Regions from separate parts of the Homo sapiens genome. Here region 2 is linked to region 1. A link is an interaction called in ENCODE POLR2A ChIA-PET data of the cell type or tissue named here. Cell type or tissue: Panc1. All regions are shown on one strand. Links, peaks and the distances in the headings refer to the core of each region. The heading gives the core; the rest is flanking DNA.

Region 1 (8,373 bases), core at 1,785-5,784:
TATAGACCAAAGGTAAAAGATAAAAGTAAGAATAGAAGTTAATTAAATAGAAAATATACAATAGAGGCTGGATGCAGTGGCTCATGCCTGTCATCCCAACACTTTGGGAGACCAAGATGGATGGATCACCTGAGGTCAGGAGTTCAAGACCAGCCTGATCAATATGGTGAAACCCATGTTTGCTAAAAATACAAAAGATAGTCAGGTGTGGTGGCATGCGCCTGTAGTCCTAGCTACTCGGGAGACTGAGGCATGAGAATCACTTGAACCCGGGAGGCAGAGGTTGCAGTGGGCCAAGATAATGCCACTGTGCTCCAGCCTGGACAACAGAGCAAGACTCTGTCTCAAAAAAAGAAAAAAGAAAGAAAATATACAATAGAGCAGATCTATTAAAATGTGGCGAAACTAGGCCAACATTCTCCCAGTTTTGTCACTTTTTTTTAAAGAAAAGCCAGCAATCTTAAATAATCCATGTAATATTTCCCAATTTGTTAATATTAATAACTCATTCAAAATGTTTTAAAATGTTATGAAGGCTAAATAGAATACATCTATACCCCACAGCTAGTTTGAAATTTCTACATAGCCCAATCTGACTTATGAATATAAATGTAAAAATACTAATAAAATACAAGCAAATCAAATCCAACAGTATATTCATGATCAAGTTGGTATTTATCCTAGAGATGCAAAAATGGTTCAAATTTAGTGAACATATTAGTGCAGGGGTTGGCAAACTATGGCCTACCAACCAAATCTGGCTGGCTGCCTGTTTTTGTACAACAGGTGAGCTAAGGATGCATTTTACATTTTCAAATGGTTGGGTGAAAATTTTTAAAGTTAAAGACTTTTCTATGGCCAGAAAAATGTAAAATGTTTTTAACTAAAAAAATGAATTTGGCCAGGCACAGTGGCTCACGCCTGTAATCCCAGGACTTTGGGAGGCCAAGGCAGGCGGATCGCTTGAGGTCAGGAGTTTGAGACCAGCCTGAGCAACATGGTGAAACCCCGTCTCTACTGACTCGATCATGCATACACTGTGGGATTTGATTTGCTAATATTTTATTAGTATTTTTACATCTATAGGCATCAGTCAAATTGGTCTATGAAGAGATTTTTACCTTTGACCTTTTGTCTATAGTTTCCTGTTTCTAACCTTATTTGGTTTTTGTCTCTGTCTAGCTTCCTACCTAGCACTGACAAATCTTCATTTTTTTCCTGGGTTCTGAAATAGCCAAAATTGCATTGGCATCATCTGTTTCTTGAAGGTCTTATAGAAATTGCCTCAAAAGCTACCTGGGTTTTCTAGTAACCAAGGAAATGAAAAAGAAAAAAAAATCTGGCCCACCATTTGCTTTCAGAAAGTTCAAGCATTTGTATTTATATATGAAGCAACTAAGATGCAGAGTTGTTAACTGAATCAGGTTGCTAAACTAGTAAATAAACAGTGGGGAAATAAAAATCCAGCTCCCAGCAAGAGAACCATTATAGAATACCATCTCTCCCAGCAGTCCTCTTGCTCAAAGTGGCAAGGCTACGGTCTAGCAGGACTGAGACTTCTGTGGCTACTGACACATTAAAGTTCAATTCAACAAGTGTTTGCTAAGCACCTATGGAGCTGAGCCTTATAACTGGGCACTGGGGATACATATAGCAGTGAAAAAGATGGAGTTTATAGTCAAGTGGGAGATTGGGTAAGCATTACAATAGAGGAAACACAGCAACCTCTGGAAGCATAGAATAACATTTCACTTAATCTGGGGAGCTAGGCAAACCAAGATGATAAAGGGGGTCAAGGAAGACTGCCCAAAGAAAATCACCTGCAGTATGATTTAGCCAAGTATAGGAGAGGAAGGAAGGGTTACAGGCAGAAAGAACAAAACATGTAAAGGCCAGAAAGTGAGAGGGGGCGTTGTACGTTTGAGGAACTGAACAATGGGAAATGTGGCAGGGAACTTAGAACGTGAGGGAATCAGTAATATGCAAGAAAGTAAACAGGGGCCAAATCATACAGGGCCTCGGCCAGGCGCGGTGACTCACGCCTGTAATCCCAGCACTTTGGGAGGCTGAGGTAGGTGGATCACCTGAGTTCAGGAGTTTGAGACCAGCCTGGCCAACATGGTGAAACCCATCTCTACTAAAATACAAAATTAGCCAGTGTGGTGGCGCATGCCTGTAATCCCAGCTACTCGGGAGGCTGAGGCAGGAGAATGGCTTGAACCCGGAGGCAGAGGTTGCAGTGAGCTGAGATCATCGCATTGTACTCCAGTCTGGAAGACAAAAGCGAAACTCTGTCTCAAAAAAAAAATAAATAAATCATATAGGGCTGCATATTTTATTATAAGGAGATTGGGCTTTATTTTAAGAGCATAGAGCAGTTGTCAAATATTTTAAGCAAGATCCCAACAGCCTTTAATTCACATTTTAGAAAGATTGCTCTGGCTAGAATACGAAAAAAAAAAAAACAAATTGGTTAGGGGTGGAGGCGTTTGCATGACATGAGGGTCGGAAGCAAAAATTGCTCTTAGAAGTCTTTTCTGGTCATCCAGGTAAAAGATGACAATGACCAAACTAGGGAAGTGGCAATAGGGATGGAAAGAGATAGAATCAACAGGCCATGGTGATTGAGTAGAAGATGGAATGCAAGGAATTCTGGCTTGAGAAATTGTTTAGAAGTGCCCTTTGCAGAAATGAAGAACATGAGAGGCAGGGCTGAACTGAGGGGAGAATGGATGAGTTCAACTGTGAGCCTGCTAAGGTTGGGTGACCCATGTGCCATCCAAGTGAAGATGTCAAGTGAACAGTTGAACATAATGGTCTGAAGCTCAGCAAAAAATACTTAGGCTAGAAATATAGATTTAGGAATTCCCTGTGAGGCCATGAGCATGCATAAGACAGCCCACAGGGAATGTTTAATGTGAGAAAGCTCAGGACAGAACCAAGAGTAGTACCAACTGAAAAAACAGGCAGAGGAAGAAAGGCCTGAAAGGGGAAGGAAAAGTCAGGGGATGTATTAAGAAGGAAATAATAGTCAACAGTGTCAAATATTGTTAAGAGGTCCAGTAGGTTTAATAACTGAGAAGTGTCCATTAGATTTAGCAACAAGACAGTCCCTGTTGACCTTTCATCCCAGAATAAAATGCTGGGGGGCAACAACTTCACATGAATGAAAAGGTACCAAATTTACTCTAAAAGGAAAAACACCCTGGACTCAAAGCCAGACGATATTCTTGGGTCAGGTTTTTTTCATGTCCTAAATTTAACCAGCTGGAATGCTTTGTTAAGTGGTATTTTATTCACCCTTGAAATGAAGGATTTGCCTTTTAAAAGTGTCTCTGTAATTCATCTTCAAGGTAGAACAAGGTGGTATCTTTGGGTTAATTGTTCTCTACAGAAACAGATGCTGGTTGCTGTAAATACCACTGAGGAACTTTAATGTGCCCCAGATGTAGAAGCCTCTAGTGACCTAAATACACAAACAGGGACTAAAGAGAACCAAGTAAAAGATTCAAGATTTCAAGTGTAAGCGGAGAGATACTGCTTCAAAGTGGAAGAGACCAAACCTTCACCACCAAAGGAATGTGAACTAGTAAGTTGAGTCCAAAGATAAAAGCTAAAGACTTGATAAGAGCCAGAAAAGCAGAGTGCCTGGTCTCTGCTAGAATGACTCAGCACCCTCGCAGTTAGGCTGGAAGCCCTTTCAGCCTCTTCAAGAGCTGCTTTTCCTGGCCTGATAATGAGCAACTTGGCCTGGCATAATCCTACATTCCAGAGGCCCTCAGTTTTTCAAAATTAAAAAACAATATAGACTTCTGTTTCCAGCCAAGATGGAATAACAGGAACTGGATTTTCCCTTCACCTGAAACAACTAAAAGACTGGACAAAATATATGAAACAATGGTTTTTAAGATATTGTACATCAGGCAACGAAGGACAGTGATCCCTGAGAAACAGAAAAGAGACAAGCTGTGCCCTGTGATCAGCCCAGCTTATTCCCGGGAGAGACTTTCCAAAAGGGAGAGGGAACTCAGGCCAACTCCAAATCCCTGAACTGAGAAGTTCGGGAGGCCAAGGCAGCTAGAGTTCCAAGGCAGAGTACCAGAGAGGAGACAGTCACACAAAGAGAGGGCCCCAGAGGTCTCCAGAGAGTCCCCACTCACAACTTCAGCTAAGTGCTAATGAGCTCATGGGTTTGAGGAAAGTATCCCAAGGCTGGGGAAAGAACCACCAAAGAATTACAGGGAACAATCTTTAAAGCTCACACAGGGCCAGGAATAGTTCTTAAGCTCATCAACCAGAGTGGAAAGACCTTCTAATTCCTTAGGAGGTATTAGATAGAATACTCAGAAGGGTCTTCCCTCAGTTGTGGGGAATAATCAACCCTAGATTAAATGCTGTACTTGTCCATCTAAAAAAAAAAAAAAAAAAAAAAGTTTAAAAGCAAGACCCAAAAGGATCAAACTGTTTTTGATTTTGGTTTTTGTTTTGTTTTGTTTTGTTTTGTTTTTTTGATACTGTCTCGCTCTGTCGCCCAGGATGGAGTGCAGTAGCAAGATCTCAGCTCACTGCAACCTCCACCTCCCAGGTTCAAGTGATTCTTATGCCTCAGCCTGCTAAGTAGCTGGGACTACAGGTGTGCACCACCCCACCTGGCTAAGTTTTGTATTTTTAGTAGAGACAGGGTTTCACCATGTTGGCCAGGCTGGTCTCAAACTCCTGACCTCAAGTGATCCACCCACCTCAGCCTCCCAAAGTGCTGGGATTACAGGCATGCACCGCACCCAGCTAGGATCAAACTGTTTCTAAGTAACTTAACTGCATCCCAGAACAAGCTAAAGAATACTTGTAAGAATATAAAAATATCTAGAACCCAAAAAGGCAAAATTTGTTAAATCTGGTATCTAATAAAAAGTGAACAGGTATGGCAAAGAAGCAGAAAAAAATATGAACCATAATAAGGAGAAAATCAATAGAAACCAACCGAGAAATGACATGTTAAGTACGCCAGGTATGGTGGCTCACACCTGTAATCCTAGCACATTGAGCAGCTGAGGCAGGAGGATGGCTTGAGGCCAGGAGTCTGAGACTAGCCTGAGCAACTTAGACCCCATCTTTACAAAAACTTTTAAAATTAGCTGGGCATGGTGGCACATGACTGTGGTCCTAGCTACATGAGAGGATGGCTTGAACTCAGGAGTTCGAGGTTGCAGTGAGCTATGATCACAGCCTGGGTGACAGAGCAAGACCCTGTTTAAAAATAAAAATAAAAAAAGAGTATGTGAAGTAAAGACATGGAAGATATATATATTTATTATATTATATAATCATATAATGAGTATATTATATAATCATATAATGAGTATATTATATAATCATATAATGAGTATATTATATAATCATATAATGAGTATATTATATAATCATATAATGAGTATATTATATAATCATATAATGAGTATATTATATAATCATATAATGAGTATATTATATAATCATATAATGAGTATATTATATAATCATATAATGAGTATATTATATAATCATATAATGAGTATATTATATAATCATATAATGAGTATATTATATAATCATATAATGAGTATATTATATAATCATATAATGAGTATATTATATAATCATATAATGAGTATATTATATAATCATATAATGAGTATATTATATAATCATATAATGAGTATATTATATAATCATATAATGAGTATATTATATAATCATATAATGAGTATATTATATAATCATATAATGAGTATATTATGTAATCATATAATGAGTATATTATGTAATCATATAATGAGTATATTATGTAATCATATAATGAGTATATTATGTAATCATATAATGAGTATATTATGTAATCATATAATGAGTATATTATGTAATCATATAATGAGTATATTATGTAATCATATAATGAGTATATTATATAATCATATGAGTATATTATATAATCATATGAGTATATTATATAATCATATAATGAGTATGTAAATTTATATAAAATATATTTCTATATTATATAAATATATATAATGTATACTTATATATTATATATTATATATATTATATATTATATATAAAATATAATATATATTTATATTTATATATTATATATTATGTATAAATATATTTTATTTATATATCATATATAAATATATTTTATTTATATATTATATATAAATATATAATATATATTTATATATATAAAAAGACCCAATTGAACAACTAGAGGTGAAAAATATAATGCCTGAGATAAAAAACACAAAAGGTGGGATTAACAATGGGTTAGACATTGCACAAAAAAAGATCGGTGAACTCGAAGACACAGCAGTAGAAACCACCCAAAATTAAACACAAAGAAGACCAAAATAAATGAATAAATGGATCATCAGTGAGCTATGGAACAACTTCAAGCAGCCTAATAGACACATATTATTAACTGGAATAGATATGTATAATAACTGGAATCCCAGAAGAAAGTAGGGGACAGAAAATATATTTAAAGAAATAGTGGTTGGGCTTTTTCCAAGTTTGATGAAAACTGTAAACCCCACAAATCCAAGAAGGTCAATGAACTCTGAGCAGAAGAAACGTGAAGAAACCTAAAAGTACATCATGATCAAATTGCTTAAAACTAGTGAAAAGATAAAATCTTAAAAGCAGCCAGAAAAAAAAAAAAAACTACACATTACATACACAGGAGCAAAAATAAGAATGACATCAGACGTCTCATCAGAAACTATGTGACAGAAGACAGGGAAGCAATATCTTTAATGTATTGAAAGAAAAAAAACAGGCTGAGTGCAGTGGTTCATGCCTGTAATCCCAGCATGTTGGGAGGCCGAGGTGAAGGGATGGTTTGAGGATGGCTTGAGGCCAGCCTGTGTATATAAATAATAGCAAGACCCATCTCCACAAAAAAAATTTAAAAAGTAACCAGATATGGTGGTGCATGCCTGTAGTCCTAGCTACTCGGGAGGCTGAGGTGGGAGGATTGCTTGAGCCCAGGAATTTGAGGCTGCAGTGAGCTATGATCACACTATTGGACTCCAGCCTGGGCAACAGAGTGACCCCCTGACTCTTAAGAAAAATAAAACAAAAAGAAGAAAAAGAAAAACAGAATTCTTTACCCAGCAAAAAATATCTTCCAAAAATGAAGGTAAAATAAAGATTTTTTTCAGACTTACAAAAGCTGACTGAATTCATCATCTGCAAACATGCGCTACAAGAAATGTTAGTCTTTCAAGTTGTGGGAAAATGGTACCATATGGAAGTCTGGATCTACACAAAGGAATAAAGAGAACACTGGAAATGCTAACCACATGGGTATATATGAAATAGCTTTTCTTATTATTTAAATCTGTTTAAAAGAACAGTATAACTAGGATAGGAACCATTGACTTAAAAAAAAAAAACACCCAGAGCTCCCTGCATCCTGTAATAAATTGCATATGTTGCCTTCTGATTAGATAATTGCAAGAAGCAAACTCAAGGGAAGCTATTAGCAAGTTAGCAATTGCAATCATGTGGGAATATGGATGCTACTTATGGAAGAAAATAATATAGATATGTGTAGTCTAAAATGCAACAACCACAGTTGAGATCAGCTGGATTGCACTCAGGTTTGAATATAAGGCTTATGTAGAGTAAAGTCTGTTTCTGGATCCATGTACTGTGATGGTGAAGTGCCCTTCCAGTGGACATAGCAGACCATACTGTAAAGAAACAGGGGCAAAGGTCATGGCATCCAGGGATCCCAAACCTTCTCCAGGGAAATCTGATTGGAAACTAGAGGACATATCTAAGTTAGTTGTTCTGGAGCTGGAACTTAGAGAAGTGGCATGTATTGCCTTTGCTTCCAGATTCTTTCCAATCACTGAAGGCCTGCCCCCACCTTTTTTTTTTTTTTCTTTTTTTTTGAGACGGAGTCTTGCACTGTTGCCCAGGCTGGAGGTGCAGTGGTGTGATCTCGGCTCACTGCAAGCTCCGCCTCCCAGGTTCAAGCAATTCTTCTGCCTCAGCCTCCTGAGTAGCTGGGATTACAGGCACACGCCACCACGCCAGGCTAATTTTTGTATTTTTAGTAGAGATGGGGTTTCACCATATTGGCCAGGCTGGTCTTGAACTCCTGACCTCGTGATCCGCCCGCCTCAGCCTCCCAAAGTGCTGGGATTACAGGCATGAGCCACTGTGCCCGGCCTGGGGACCCCTTATTTTGCCCTCACCACACTGCTGAAACTTCATTCACTCCGCAGTCACCATTGTCTTCCTCATTATGCAGACCACTTGCCTATTCACAGTCCTCATCCCCCTTGCCTGAGTTTTCCTGCTGCTTCTCTGACAACTCTTCTGTTT
Region 2 (6,501 bases), core at 1,121-5,120, 170 kb before region 1:
TTGTCATTCATTCCCAATGGCTCTGTCCTCAAGAGCTTACAGTCTAGCGGGGCCACAAACAAGCAAGAGAAAGGGTCCCTTGAAAGGATGTTCACAGGGCAGTGGCCCGGCCAGGTGTGACCCCCTCTGGGGGGCCTGAGCTCCTGCCCTGCATGACGTCCTCACCTGCCGGCTGCACGCAGGTTACATCCCAAGGATGCCAGTCATCAGCTCCAGCCTCAGGAGGAAGCATCTTAGAGGCTCCAGTCCACGGCAGGTCAGAGGGCATCTCCAAGACCGCTGCCTGCCTTGGCTTCTGCTGTTTTGGACCTGCTGGTCCAACTGCCCATCCCAGGCCTGAGCCTCCACCTCGGCCCCATCAGGGCATCTCCAGCTCAGCTTCTGCTCTGGTTCTGCTGCTCCCTGAGCCAGGCCCCCACTTTCCAGCTCTGATCCTTCATAGGATGACTGTACCTCAAGTCTCAGGAGAGATGGAAGATGCCCGAGGTCAGCTCCCACCCCCGAAGTCAGGACCCCTCCCCAAAGGGCTGTTGGGTGGCACCAGGTGGAGGGAGAAGAGACTTTGGAGGGAGCACTGGCCCAGAACTCAGACTTAACTATATATCCCCAGGCTGCAATCTCTGGAAACATCCATTTCCTCCACTATAAAGGGGAATTTTAATTCCTACCCGACTCGGTAGTAGGGGAATTGGGTGACCGGCTGCCTCCCTACTTGTTAAAGGACCCTTCAGATGTACTCCCCTTCCTTTCCGTTCCCAAACCCCCAAACCCTGAGTGAGTGTTGGGAGCTGAAAATGTCAGTCTCCCCGGAATCAGCAGCACATAAGGGGTGGAGAGTCAGAGAATGGGTTTTAACACAAACACTAATTGTGGATCCCAGAATGGCCTCCCTGGCTCCATTCATGAGACTGGTATTTTTAGCCCAGGATCGGCTGCCTGTGGCCCCAGAGGGGGTGGCCAGGCCGTGTGTCATGTCTGAGTGATGATGGACTCACTTTGCCCAGGAAAAAAGCCCACAGGGGACTGCTGCCAGATCCCAGGGTTGCCACCGCATCCGGGAGGAGACAGATGTTCAGTTAAACCCTCTCATCCCCGAGGGGCACACTACAGGGTGTCAGGAATGATAGCAATAATTAATATGCATTAAGTGGGAGGCCGAGGCGGGCGGATCACAAGGTCAGGAGATCGAGACCATCCTGGCTAACACGGTGAAACCCCATCTCTAATAAAAATACAAAAAAATTAGCCGGGCGTGGTGGCGGGCGCCTGTAGTCCCAGCTACTTGGGAGGCTGAGGCAGGAGAATGGCGTGAACCTGGCAGGCGGACCTTGCAGTGAGCCGAGATCACGCCACTGCACTCCAGCCTGGGTGACAGAGCAAGACTCCATCTCAGAAAAAAAAAAATGCATTAAGCATTTCCTAGGTATCCAGCACTGTCGCGGCTTTACAGGCATTAACTTATTTAATCATTACTATGAGGTAGATACTATTATTATCCCCATTTTATAGATGAGAAAACTGCAGCTGGAGCAGTTAATTAACCTACTTGAGTCCACACCACAGTAGCGAGTGGAGCAGGGGGATTTAAAGCCAGGCAATCAAACTCCAAAGTCCATGCTCTTTCTGCCTGGTCACTTGGAATCTGGACCAGGAGTGGACAGTCTTCAATGGCCAGTAGGTCCTCCTGCCTCAGCCCATTGAGTTTTCTGGGATTGCAGAGTACATCCGGTCCTTCCCTCCTGCAGAGGTAAGGAAATTGAGGCCCACCATGATGCCCAAGGTTAAGGAGCCATTTGGCCCTAATTCCCAAACCACAACTTTTCCCACTGAATGACTCCATGGGACAAGTTCATTTTGTCACCCGCTCGCCTCCTCAGCCTATCCCCAGCTCCCAGATCAGATGAGCTTGCTTTAGGGCAAAGAGCCTGGACTCTGGATGCAGATGTGAGCCCCGATTTTGACGTGCTATGTGACCTTGGGCAAGTCAGCTCACCTCTCAGAACTTCAGTTTTCCCCTCTGTAAAATAGGCGTGATTGGGCTATCTTCATAAGGCTGTGTGGTGGGTATAAATTGTCTGGAGATTCATCAAATATGGGTTTCCTTACCTTGGGCTCCTTGAACTATTAATCCCCACTGTAAACAAGACACATGGTATACACCTGCCCAGGGTTACTCCTGGAAATGGAAGATCTGGTGATGGAATTGTAGACACCGTGACCACCTGTTGGGGAGATATTTGGAGCAAATCATGCCATGACTGCATCTACCCGCTGTTCAGATTCCCAACAGAAAAGAATTTGGCAGAAAGAAAGAAAAGAGAGACAAGGCCTATCCATGCTCTGAGCCAGCTGCCAGGGTAGGAAAACAGAACATGCATGGCAGAGCTCAGGACCAGCTTAACCAAGTCCCCTCTGGATGATCATGGGTCAGTCTCTCCTCTCCCCGGGGCCTGAATCTCCCAAATGCAGAGAGGGGAACAAGACTCTTTCATGCTCTCCCTGCCCTGATTTCTGTGACTTGATTAGGACAAGCCCCTCCCTCAGGGGCTTGGGACCCTACGTTCTGCCCCATCCTCCAGCATGTGCGCACACACACAGACAAACACACGCACACACACCCGGACTGTCTGCTCAGGGAACCTCCACAGCCCGGCTTCCACATTCACTCTGGGCTTGCCCAGGGCCCATGGGGTCGGCTCCCTGGGGCCTCAGCCTCTGAGTCACAGTCCACAAATGCAGCTCCCATCAGAGCAGGTGACTCTTTCCAGCTCTGAATCTCAATTGCAAATTTCCTGACTGGAAAATCTGATTGGCCCAGGTGGCATCAGGGGGCCCAGTGGGCTGGGTCATGCATCATGTATCATGGGCTAGGGGTGGAGCAGCTTCTCCAAGAACAGGGTGCAGATGAGAAGGAAATGAAAGCACCTCTAAGTCAGAAGCAAAATGAGTTCACCCAGAATGTAAATTAGTTACATGGAAAAATCGATCTACACTCATTTCACATTTATCTAGAAAACTCTCAGAAAGCAGCTGCTATTGGGGTGAAAATTAGAAAGAAAAAAACTACCCCTTATTCTCAGCTGCCAAAACAAATGTCAAAAATCCACATCCCTGACTCATCAGAGAGTCCTCTCATTCATTGATTATGAACTCTTACACTACAGACAATCCTGATACACACTGGTTATTGGTTTTTCATCCAAAGGAGTCATGATAACGTGGTGAGAAGTAACTGCTGATATCTCATGAGGAAGAAATCTTTAAAAATATAGAAGCAAAGCAGAACTTTTAAAAGCAGACACAAGGGCTAAGCAGCTTGGGGGACATTCATAGTTCAGGCACAGTGAGTTTTGGAGTCCCTAAAATTTACATCAATGCATACAGTAGTTAAAACTCACAATGACAACCCTGGAGCATTGAGAATAAGTAAAATTGCATTTCCTGACCTTCACTTAAGGTGGTATAAATAGGTAACACATGGCGAAAGACTGCCATTTAAAAAAAAAAAAAGAACAGTTTTAAGTTTTTAACAGAAAAAATAAATCTCATCTGGAAAATGCATTCTCATGGAATAATGCATTATAAATGATGTATGACTATATGAGGGTTTATAAGCCAATCCAACAAAAATAATAAATGGCACAATTTTGAAACCAAACTCTGTAACTAGCAGCTCGAGTTTCATTACTGGAGGAATAAAGTGCTTTAACAGTGATTTCAGTTGGATCAAGGACCCCAGAGACCCTGCCAAGAGTTTGAAAGCAGATAATTGTTAGGAGCAATGCCCAGTTCCAGCCCACCCCATAATTTTACCCTCTAGCTTCATAACTCTACACTTCGTTATGAGGGGGAAGGAGGCTGAAGAACTGTGATGTGTTCAAACTTGAAACTGGGTGGAAAGTTCAAAGTCCTTGGTGTTGTGGGTCCCAAAACTTATATATATCGAAATCACTTAGAGATGCATAAAAACTTTAGGAGGTCTGGAAGAGGAATCAGAAATATCAGGAATAGCCATAAACACATTCCCTAAATGGTTCTGATACAAGGTGGTCCATGGACCCCTTGTTGAGGAACGTGGCTCCCCTCATTCTGCAGATGGAGAAATCAAGGCCCAGAAACGAACAGAAAAGTGGCCCAAAGTCACACAGCAAGTCAGAAGCTGAGCTGGCCTCCGGCCCGTGCAGCACTTCTTTCCACCAAATTCCGCCTGCCCACGGACGGCCCCCTGGGGCTCACATTCCAAGGAGCCATGTAACGGGAAAGGAAATGTCAGCCGTGACTGTTCCGATGTTCGAAGGCCCATTGTAACTCCAGGTTCCGCCAGACACAGTCCTCAGAGCTCAGGCGGCCAAGATTCATGAGCCTGCTTTTTCCAGATGGGATCAGGGATGAGATTACAACAGCCAGCATTTATTTTTATTTCCCCAGGAAAATAAATCGGCAGTTTTGCTCCAAGAAAAGTGATCAGAGGAAGCAGTGTTCCTAACCAGAAGGAGGGCCTGGACCATCTCCAGCCCCTCATAGCCCCCTCCAGGCCTGCCTCCCATCCTGAAGGTGCCTGACGTTAAGTCAGAGCCTCAGACAAAGCACCCTTTGGGCTTGGACTCAAGAAACCTCTCCTGCCTATGGCAGTGGATAAAGGTCTTAGGAGCTGGAGGGTTACTTTCTCCCACCCCAACTTAGGTGAAAGACATTTGGCAGTGTCTGGATTTGAGAACTGGAGAGGGGTGCTACTGGCCTGTAGGAGGTCGAGGCCAGGGATGCTGCCAAACATCCTGCCATGAAAGGGACTGCCCCCACAACAAAACTCCTTGGCCCAAAATGTCAACGGTGTTGAGGGTGAAAAACCCCCAACCACGGGCAAGTGGCCACAGATGTTAGGAGTCGGGATGTGAGTCAAGGTTTTGCCTGTAAATGCTGTGTGAGCTTGGGCAAGGCTCTGCCCTCTCTGGGCCTCAGATTCCCAACTCTACAAGGAGGAGGCAGGGGAGGCTTGTCTCTGGGGCCTCTGCCATTTTGGTCATTCCAGGTTCCGGAGTCCAGGAAGCCTGAGACGGTGCCTTGCCTTACAACTGAGATGTGACTGTCAGAGGGGAGGGGGTCTATGCAGCCCCCACTTGCCTGAGGAGTGCACAATCAGCTCTCTTGAGCCCCTCCCCCGAAGCACTGTATCTGGAACTCCTGCTCCACCAGGAACGGAAAAACCATTATCTGCAGATGACATCACTTTGCAAAAATGCAGGCGGGTGGTTGCCAAGCAGAACTCCAGGGAAACAGCGGGAAGGAAGGGCTCAGAGCATGCCAGCCACCAGCACACCAGCATCCGGCACCTTCACAAATCTCAGCACAACCCTGGGCAAGTTATTCCACTTCTCTGGACTTCGGTCCTCCCATCCATACAAGAAGAGAAAACATCTGGGTTTTGCTAGGAGCCCTTCCACCGGAACAGTCCAAGATCCCGCGACTCTTTCATGTCAAGCCTCGGAGGGCTTCTGGGCTGCAGGAGCACAAAGGGAGCCCCTCCAGGTACAGGAGTCCAGAGTTAGGGCTGAAAGGAGAGGAAATTGGCTGCCCTGCTTGACTGACCACACAGAGGCTCTGATGCCACCAAACTGCTTGAGAACAGCTCTCCTCCCAGAGCGCTGGTCCTGTGTCCTGCCCACCGACCCAGTTTCTTTCTTGGTCTAGCATTTGGAGCGCATCATGAACCAGCAGAGCACTGGCTAATCGCGAGCCAGGGAACTTGCTTCAGTGGGGGAACCACGGTGACCTGCAATGCCCATCTTTCTACCTGTGGGCTCCCGGGATATGAAGGGTGGTAAAGACTGGCTCTGATGAGCAGAGCAGGCTCAGGTCACCCTGGATGGAGCCCTGGGTTGCTCCCCAGAGGCCTGGGTTCTAGCCACAGACATAGGACCTCATTTTCTCCTTCTGGACAGTGAGTAGTTTGATCCAGAGAGTCTGTGGGGTCTCTTTACACTGTAGCAGGTGGTGGCTCCAGGAGCAGATAAGAACAAATTACACATAGGGTAGAGCATGGAAGAGCTGTGTGTCTTCAGCAGGATGACAATTCCCTCTGCTGCCTGCACCCTCATCAAGAACAGAATTACCTTTCAGACCCGTTGCTTTCTAAATGGAAGAGGAAGGAAGGAGAAGGCAGATCACCCTCGACCAAGCTCAAGGGAGGGGTGGCATCTGGCGGGAAGGGCACTGCCCCCGCACCCTCCCCCATTGGGCACTGCCCACTGCCAGAAGGTGGTGTAGCTTACAGGTTAGAATAATCAGGCTGGCATCACCTAGAGCAAAGTCCAAATCTTGGTCCAAGTCCCTCTAAACTGTGCCAAACATGACTCTCAGTTTCCCCGACTGTAAAATGGAGTCAGCAACATATACCTCTTTTTTGGGTGATTCTATTTGCCCCTTGCCCCCACCACCAGTGGATTCATTCTCACCCCTCCCTGCCCTGCTCTGATCCCCAGGAGGCTGACCTCACCCAGGTAG

The links. Peaks named below come from ENCODE experiments on the same cell type or tissue, not always from the same donor. Only the 100,000 strongest peaks of a DNase experiment are listed, where the experiment ranks them.
Region 2: POLR2A ChIA-PET joins it to region 1 with 10 read pairs; 3 of 35 experiments call an interaction of 5 or more read pairs at or near these places.

Annotation. Positions count from the first base shown.
Region 1 is chr9:113,450,743-113,459,115 of GRCh38, reverse strand. It overlaps a transcript of RGS3 not described here. Among named protein-coding and RNA genes, the nearest start is that of RGS3, 8.8 kb to the left of the region's middle. In Panc1, for the core only: no CTCF peak of the experiment used is centred there; no DNase peak of the experiment used is centred there; H3K27ac peaks cover 623 bases.
Region 2 is chr9:113,619,404-113,625,904 of GRCh38, reverse strand. It overlaps LOC105376222 (a long non-coding RNA gene), which reads right to left. Exons shown (of 4, transcript XR_007061739.1): 2 at 1,547-6,501; 3 at 166-460. Among named protein-coding and RNA genes, the nearest start is that of RGS3, 160 kb to the right of the region's middle. RefSeq lists enhancers at 2,629-2,688, 2,366-3,237, 4,109-4,980 and a silencer at 2,642-2,936. In Panc1, for the core only: no CTCF peak of the experiment used is centred there; no DNase peak of the experiment used is centred there; H3K27ac peaks cover 1,149 bases.